Linked DNA regions of Homo sapiens: region 2 is linked to region 1. The links are chromatin contacts, found by Hi-C or POLR2A ChIA-PET in ENCODE. All regions are on one chromosome and are shown on one strand. The core of a region is the stretch at or near the end of the contact, and the rest is flanking DNA. Distances in the headings are between cores, read along the strand shown. Region 1 overlaps KMT2E (lysine methyltransferase 2E (inactive)). Region 2 overlaps SRPK2 (SRSF protein kinase 2).

Region 1 (3,841 bases), core at 710-3,209:
TCAGAATTCCCATCATCTTGGTAAGCCCTGTTATTGCAAATATTTCATGAAGGAAACACTTGGATGACTGAGTGTTAATGATAAGGGTAAAACAAAACAAAAAAGCCTCAAAAATTACCTTGTTTTACCAAACCGAAAATCTTTTCTCTTAATAATACAGAAATCAGCCTTTTAAAAAAAGATCCAAAATCCCTAAGGTAATGATATGTTGAAAAGGTAAAATTCATATGCACTTGAGTGAGTATATTATTGGCATACTGCAGCAGGATGTTGTGAGGTAAAGTCTTGCATTTAAAAATTATGATTCTCATTTGGTAAGTATCTCTGTGACTCCAGGCAAGTTAACCTTTCTGAGACAGTAAGATGTGGGTAATAAAATCCTTTCCAAAGCTTGTTCTCTTCTCTCTTTTCAAGTCTGGCAAGAAGTTCATTTATGATGAACTTCTCTGAGTTGTTATTTGGTTCCAACAGAAAATACGAGGTTTTCAAACAGTAGTTGGAAAATGGTGGGCGTTCTGTATGTTAATTATTATTTCTACTTTAGTCCTCTTGCCCTCCATTGTAATTCTTATAAAGTATTCCTCTACCTTCTGCTCTTCCTGTCTTCACTGACAATTCAAGACAGGGACTGAGAAACAGCCAAGTGTTCCTTTGAGCATCAGTTCTCTATCCAAAGAGAACATTAAGAGTAAGACCCAGAGCCTTGACAGATGCTTCAGCTCTAAACCAGAACCAGGAACCACATCCATCAACTGTCCAGTTCTTAAAATGAAAAGAACCACAGGTCCTGAGGCTCAGATCCATTTGTCTTTCCTCCTTTATTACACATCGATGTGAGGAAGAAAGATCAGAAACTCAAGGTCTGGATGCCACAGTCTTCTCAATATTGGAGCTTTAGTTCCAGTAATTACCAGCAGAGATTCAAGCCTCAAGATACCTACACTTTGGAAACTACTGTTTACCTGTTCCTGTATTTTTGTTGTTGTTGTTACACTCAGCAAGGGAACAAAATACTATGTCAACAAAAGTACTCTAATAATACTTCTAAGTTTCTAATTTGTTACAGCAAATTTCCATATTGCAAACATGACTCTGAGGAAACTGAGGTCCAAAGAGGTAAGGTTCTTTGTTCATGGATTACGTATCTGTATCTCACTTCTCCTAGTCTGGGACGGGCAAACACTACAATAGCACATGCAAAAGATGGTTCTACTTGTTCACTGGCACTGAAAGTTTTACAGCTGAGTTCTTTCCTTACAAAATTCCTTATTTTTGGGCTTTTAAATTACCTTTACCCCTTTTTGTCTTGTGGTTCTCTGTAAAACTGTTTTTATCAGGGCTTCTCTAAAACCCTGAATGTAGAAGAGGAGAAATTTGGAGTAACTAAAAAGATCATTTTCCCAAACTGCGCTTTACCTGATGAACCTGGTTGGAGAGGAGGGATTAATTACTATGGTTATTTCTTTTCAAAAAATTTAAAATAAAAAATTTGGGGAAAGTACATTTTTCCAGAAGAAACAAACTTGTCTTGGCAAAAATCATTGTATGTGTAAAATAAAAAACTACCCACAGGTGGGCACCCAAGGAAGATATTTTTTGTAGTATGATTATCCTGGGTGTTGTAAGGTAAATATGAATTTATGCCAACAGAGTCTGACATAGTCCAATATTTTCTTGTTTGGGATACAAGAAATATTTTCTTGTTTTGGTCAGAGATAAAACTATATGATATAAACATTCAATTAAAAAATCAAACTCCCCTGTAAACACTACAGCTAATTTATAGTCAGAGCAAAATCCTGTATTTAGAGATGGTTCATAATCTTCTAGAGTTGATCAGGATCTTAAAAAATAATGTGGTCCAATACTGCTGAAGAAACCAAAGCCCATGTGTATTAAGTGACTCATTCAAAAGCAGAGCCATAATTACTATGCAGGTTATGCAGGTTTCCTGGTTTCTGTATTACTCTTCTTTCCAATTACTGCCGCTACATAAAGCAAAACTCTTCCTACATTACTACAGCTGGGTAAGAATAAAGCTTAAGCACTAAACATTTCCTAACAGCTTTAGACCTAGCTTTATCTTAAAATACACAAATATTTTGGAACATAAACGTGCCTGATTTTCTACATTTATTTTTAATTTCTTAAAGGTCATACATCATTCAGCTTTTCTAGTCACCATTACATACAGTACATTCTTTGACACAGCCATGTATATGGTACCTATTTAAAGACAAAATTTGCCTCCCATTTTATAGCTCTAACTGAAAAATAAGTTTTATTCTTTGAGGTAGTTAGAGCTGACTCTGGAGATAGAGAAATTAGGATTCCTAATTAACCCCTGCAGACTTTCCATAGCCCCTAACACCTGTGCTATATAATCTAAACTCGATAGATTTCCCATGAAATCTATACATTGTTTTTATGACATATGTCTTAGTTTATGGTTTTCCAAGAGTAAATACCAAGCATTGTAATTTCCTATAAGCAGTCTGCTTAATAATATCCCCATCACAAAGCAAGACTCCCATCTCCACAAAAAAATTTAGGCTGGGCGCAGTGGTTTATTATGCCTGTAATCCCAGCACTTTGGGAGGCCGAGGAGGGTGGATCATGAGGTCAAGAGATCAAGACCATCCTGGCCAACATGGTGAAACCCTGTCTTTACTAAAAAAACAAAAATTAGCCAGGTGTGGCACGCGCCTGTAGTCCCAGCTACTCAGGAGGTTGAGGCAGGAGAATCACTTAAACCAGGGAGGTGGAGGTTGCAGTAAGCTGAGATTGCGCCACTGCACTCCAGCCAGGTGACAAAGCAAGACTCTGTCTCAGGAAACAAACAAAAAAATTAGTGGAACATGGTAGCATGCACCTGTAGTTCTGGCTACTCCAGACACTGAGGCAGGAGGATTGCTTGAGTCCAGGAGTTGGAGGCTGCAGTAAGCTATTGGTCATACCACTGCACTCCAGTTTGGGCAACAGAGCGAGGCCCTGTCTTTATCTAAAAAAAAAAAAAAAAATAGGAAAAGGAAAGCCAGAGCCCACCTACAAAATCACCCTATTCTTCTTTGGTCTTGAAATAGAGAAATTAAATGATTCCTTGCTCAAAAAAACTTGTTACCCTTTTATATAACAAAGATAAACTTATAAATCTAAAAAGATGGGTAAGATTATTTGTTACTAATAAAAATCATTCCAAAATAACACGTATGGCTTGTGTGGTGTCTCCATTTCCTCTATCATGTGATGATGGAATTTATACTCATGGCACTCTTTATTATTTTGATACTCGTTTGTTATTTCCTCTACCCCATTCTCTACGAAAGCTTTTCCAGAGCAGTGACCTTTCCTTCTTTGCTCATCCGATATCTCAAATGGCAAGCACTCACATTGTTTTTAAATGAGTAAGAACCATGTGTACATTATGTCAAGCACGTATCACGTTACTTAAAGACATGTAACTAACTGGAAGCATTTCAACAATTTTGGAAATCTTGAATTTATTAGAAGGCAGTTAAAGCTGATTAACCTCATTTTGTTTGAACTGAGTACCTAATAAAAATAGGTGGCTGGGCACAGTGGCTCACGCGTGTAATCCCAGCACTTTGGGAGGCAGAGGTGGGTGGATCATCACAAGGTCAGGAGTTCAAGACCAGCCTGGCCAACATGGTGAAACCCCATCTCTACTAAAGATACAAAAAATTAGCCAGGCGTGGTGGTGGGCACCTGTAATCCCAGCTACTTGGGAGGCTGAGGCAGGAGAATCACTTGAACCCGGGAGGCAGAGGTTGCGGTGAGCCAAGATTGTGCCACTGCACTCCAGGCCTGGCAACGGAGTGTG
Region 2 (3,897 bases), core at 881-3,380, 210 kb before region 1:
TTTAATTCTGAGAAATTTATGACATTTTCTTTTTAAAAGTTATTCTCCACTTAAGTTAGAGATGTATACAGCATTAAAATGGATTGCAGATAAAGATATTTGTAAATGAGTGTTTCGGTTAAATGCTTTTCCAACTGAAGGTGGCATCTTGCCAACGAGAGGATAGCAGTTAGCCAACATGTTTTTTCTTCATGACTGTTTTTTCTTTGTTCAGGTGGAGTACATCCTGCTGCTTCAAGGGTAGAAGACTCCTCACTGCTTTCCTTCATGAGATTTCAAAGGAAGTGTTGGTTTTTTTTTTGCCTGGTTCAAGTATTGACCAAGAAGATGACAGTGATGTGGTCTCTTAGGTTTCAAAATTTCTACTTAAACATCTTGGTTCTAGTGATACGTACTTTGCAAAAATAATTCACAGTTATTATGACTTTTGTTAATATTCTGAAACTATGGTATTCAGAGATGATCCGTCAGGTTCTGATTAAGTTTCTTAGAAGCCCAGTGCACTGAAAAGATTATGGTGTGTCTTTTCTCTTCCTAGCAAAATGGAAAATGACAATACTGAAATGCAAACTAATAGAATACCAGCAAAAATTCTCATTGTTACTCATGGCTTCAAAAACTACATCAGATGCCTTAAAAAAAAATCCTCTTACTTCTTTTGGTACCTCATTTTTGTTGGTTTTCTAAGCATGTAGAAGGGGACCAGAGCATGCCACCCCAAAATATCCCACTTTTAGTGTAGGTGTTGTTTTAAGCTGAAGGCATTTAGTTTCCTGCCCTCCACCTTTCTGTCTAAAAGCAGGCTATCCATTTACATTTCTGAAAGTGTTCCGTACTAAAGAACCCCTATTTATTATACATTTCTAGTTATCTTCCCATGATTTGTACCTCCCTCAAAGTCCAGAACTTGTTTTCCTCAGTCTAGCCTTTTCCCCGTACTTTATCACCCTTTGTTAAGATGGTGTGTAAACCCAAATTTTAATCACCCTTTTGAGTTAACACTGAGTTCTCCTTTGTGTATGCACATTGCATGCATAGGTAAACTGCTTTTTTTCCCCCTCCTGTTAATCTTTTATCTGTTAAATTCAGGGACCCCAGCCACTGAATCTAAGAGGGTAGGGAAAGAGTGTTTTCCTCTCCAACAGTGTGCTTCATTTTTTTCCTGTTGGGTAATTCAACACTGACTCTCCCCAAAATTACACAGAAGAATTAAAGTAACACAGGAATGAAGAAGCGAACATAGATTTATCTGTCAGATGCATTTAAATAAAGTTATTTCTCTACAATTTCCTTGGTCTTTTGTATACTGTTATAATAAACTAGTAGGCAGCAGAAAATTTTTTTTGTGACAGAGTCTCGCTCTATTGTGCGAGACTGTGTGGCACAGTCTCGGCTCACTGCAACCTCTGCCTCTTGGGTTCAAGAGATTCTCCTGCCTCAGCCTCCCCAGTAGCTGGGATTACAGGTGCCCACCACCTGTAAAAATACCCGGCTAATTTTGTGTTTTTAGTGGAGATAGGGTTTCACTATGTGGGTCAGGCTGGCCTTGAACTCTTGACTTCAGGTGATCTGCCTGCCTCAGTCTCCCAAAGTGCTGGGATTACAGGCATGAGCCACAGCGCCTGGCTGGCAACAGGATTTTTGTTAAATAATCATCCTCTGTTGTCTCCAAGATTTTAGAAATCCCAGAAAACATGGAAACCTATGAAAATATGAACTTGACCTAAAGTATTTTGAATAATATTTATTGCTGTGGTTCTAGATGCTTCTAAAGTTTAGACTAGAGGATAGTTTTTATCTTTGTTAGGTCAGGATATTTAGCTGTGTAATAGTTTGGTTTTAAAGCTGTATGCTTTTTGACTTCTATTTAGGCTAAGAAGGCTTTTAGTCTTTCTTTTAGTGAAGAGGGTGTCCCTAGTCTGAGGGCATCTGTAGGCAGCATGTATCAATCAGTGATTGTAGCCCGGGGCCAGGGCAGCCCTGCGGTTTTCACAGTGGATTGTCTATATATCATCTGTTTCAAGATTCCTGTAGTCATGATACTAAAACGGAAAGGTGGACCAAATATTTTGTTTTTCAGTTTATCAGTTTTTCTTTGAGTCATCTAAGTAAGGCTCGGGATACTGTCTAATGGGAAATGAACAGTTAAGACAAAATCAGGGCAAGTCTTTGGGCAAGACAACTCTGTTTACTTTAGTATGCATACATGCATAGCCTGCCTTGTTCCAAAAAGGATTTAAGGTGGCACTGCTGTGCACTTTCTGTGGTTTATGGTCTGAGACTTATTTATAAATACAGTTACTAGTTTCAAATTGAAATGAATCTGGCTTCCAAATGGTGTGTAGTGTACTTACCCCAACAATGCTGCCATTGTACCCCAAGGTCTTCTTTAGGATTTGAATATGTTCATTGGTCATAAATCTTTATCCTTTGATGTTAGAATCAATTTTTGGAACCAGCTAAAAGTCATTAAGTGCCGAGTTTGGTGAATAACCTGGATAGGCAATCTGGGTTGTTAGAGCTTTTGGTTTATTGTTTTTGACTCATGGACTGTGAGCCAAAATAGGATGATGAAACTAGTTTCTAAGCCACAGTTAACTCCTTGTTAACATTCAGCAGTCTTGAACAATGGGTCCAATTGACTCTTGGTCTTGTGCTACATTAGCAGTGCCATTGAGATCAAATAAACAAGTTAACATTGTCCTCACTTGTGATTTTGAGATGGATGTTTTCTTGGGTTTGTAGTACAGCAAAGTATACCATTGCAAATTTCATGTTTTCAGGTCGTAATGAAAACTTTTGAAGTCAACTCTACCGATTTTCTCAAAATATTTCTGTTTTTTTCAGCTGTTAACAAAAGATCCAAAACAGTGAACAGGTTGTAACTGCTCTTTATCACTTGGTGAAAATTTCTTCCAAACGTTTTCACTAGCTTTTCACATAGTTTGACCCTCTGCCACATATTCGTGTGTTTTGTTTTTTTACTATGTAACCATTAAACTGTACGAATTGAGTTATTACTTTGACATCATTTTATAGATGAAGAAACAGGTTTACGAAAGATGAGACTTGATTTAAGGGATCAGAGATACTAAAGAGTCAAGATTCAAATCCCAGTTTTCTGGGTTTTTTTTCAGTGTATAATGCTGCCAGGATGGACATCAGCCATAACCTCCTTAATTTTCTTTTAGTAATATGAATTAATTTTCATATAAGAATATGAAAATTAAGAGCTCTTCCCTTTTATTTCCATAAATCTTGTGGATTTAATGCCACCCCTAATTAAATGTTAATTACTTTTTACTCAGGTCATTTTTTTTTTAATTATACTTTAAGTTCTAGGGTACATGTGCACAACGTGCAGGTTTGTTACATATGTATGTATGTGCCATGTTGGTTTGCTGCACCCATTAACTCATCATTTACATTAGGTGTTTCTCCTAATGCTGTCCCTCCCCCAGCTCCCACCCCACGACAGGCCCTGGTGTGTGATGTTCCCCGCCCTGTGTCCAAGTGTTCTCATTGTTCAATTCCCACCTATGAGTGAGAACATGCGGTGTTTGGTTTTCTGTCCTTGCAATAGTTTGCTCAGAATGGTGGTTTCCAGCTTCATCCATGTCCCTACAAGGGACATGAACTCATCCTTTTTTATGGCTGCATAGTATTCCATGGTGTATATGTGCCACATTTTCTCCCCCCCACCTTTTTTTTTGAGACGGAGTCTTGTTCTGTCGCCCAGGCTGGAGTGCAGCGGCGCAAACTAGGCTTGCTGCAAGCTCCGCCTCCTGGGTTCATGCCATTCTCCTGCCTCAGCCTCCCAAGTAGCTGGGACTACAGGCGCCCGCCACCATGCCTGGCTAATTTTTTTTTTTTCTTCAGAAAAGTAGGATTTCATTA

Evidence for each region. A loop is a pair of places that touch in the nucleus more often than their neighbours do. ChIA-PET counts read pairs that join two places held with the same protein, here RNA polymerase II (POLR2A). Pooled maps may share reads with other maps.
Region 2: a map with no recorded cell type shows a loop between it and region 1 (3-fold over the local background). The contact joins two enhancer-like sites. A Hi-C loop is called at or near these places in 1 of 37 single-sample maps with no recorded cell type and 7 of 50 pooled maps. POLR2A ChIA-PET finds 5 or more read pairs at or near these places in 2 of 52 experiments (GM12878 and Panc1).

What each region holds. Positions count from the first base shown.
Region 1 is chr7:105,097,414-105,101,254 of GRCh38, reverse strand. All of the region lies in intron 15 of KMT2E (lysine methyltransferase 2E (inactive)), which reads right to left. Among named protein-coding and RNA genes, the nearest start is that of KMT2E, 85 kb to the right of the region's middle. Within about 2 kb of position 1,959, at least 2 of the 41 ENCODE cell types and tissues checked have a DNase peak (open chromatin) inside an H3K27ac peak, as active enhancers do.
Region 2 is chr7:105,302,889-105,306,785 of GRCh38, reverse strand. All of the region lies in intron 2 of SRPK2 (SRSF protein kinase 2), which reads left to right. Among named protein-coding and RNA genes, the nearest start is that of SRPK2, 84 kb to the left of the region's middle. Within about 2 kb of position 2,130, at least 6 of the 41 ENCODE cell types and tissues checked have a DNase peak (open chromatin) inside an H3K27ac peak, as active enhancers do.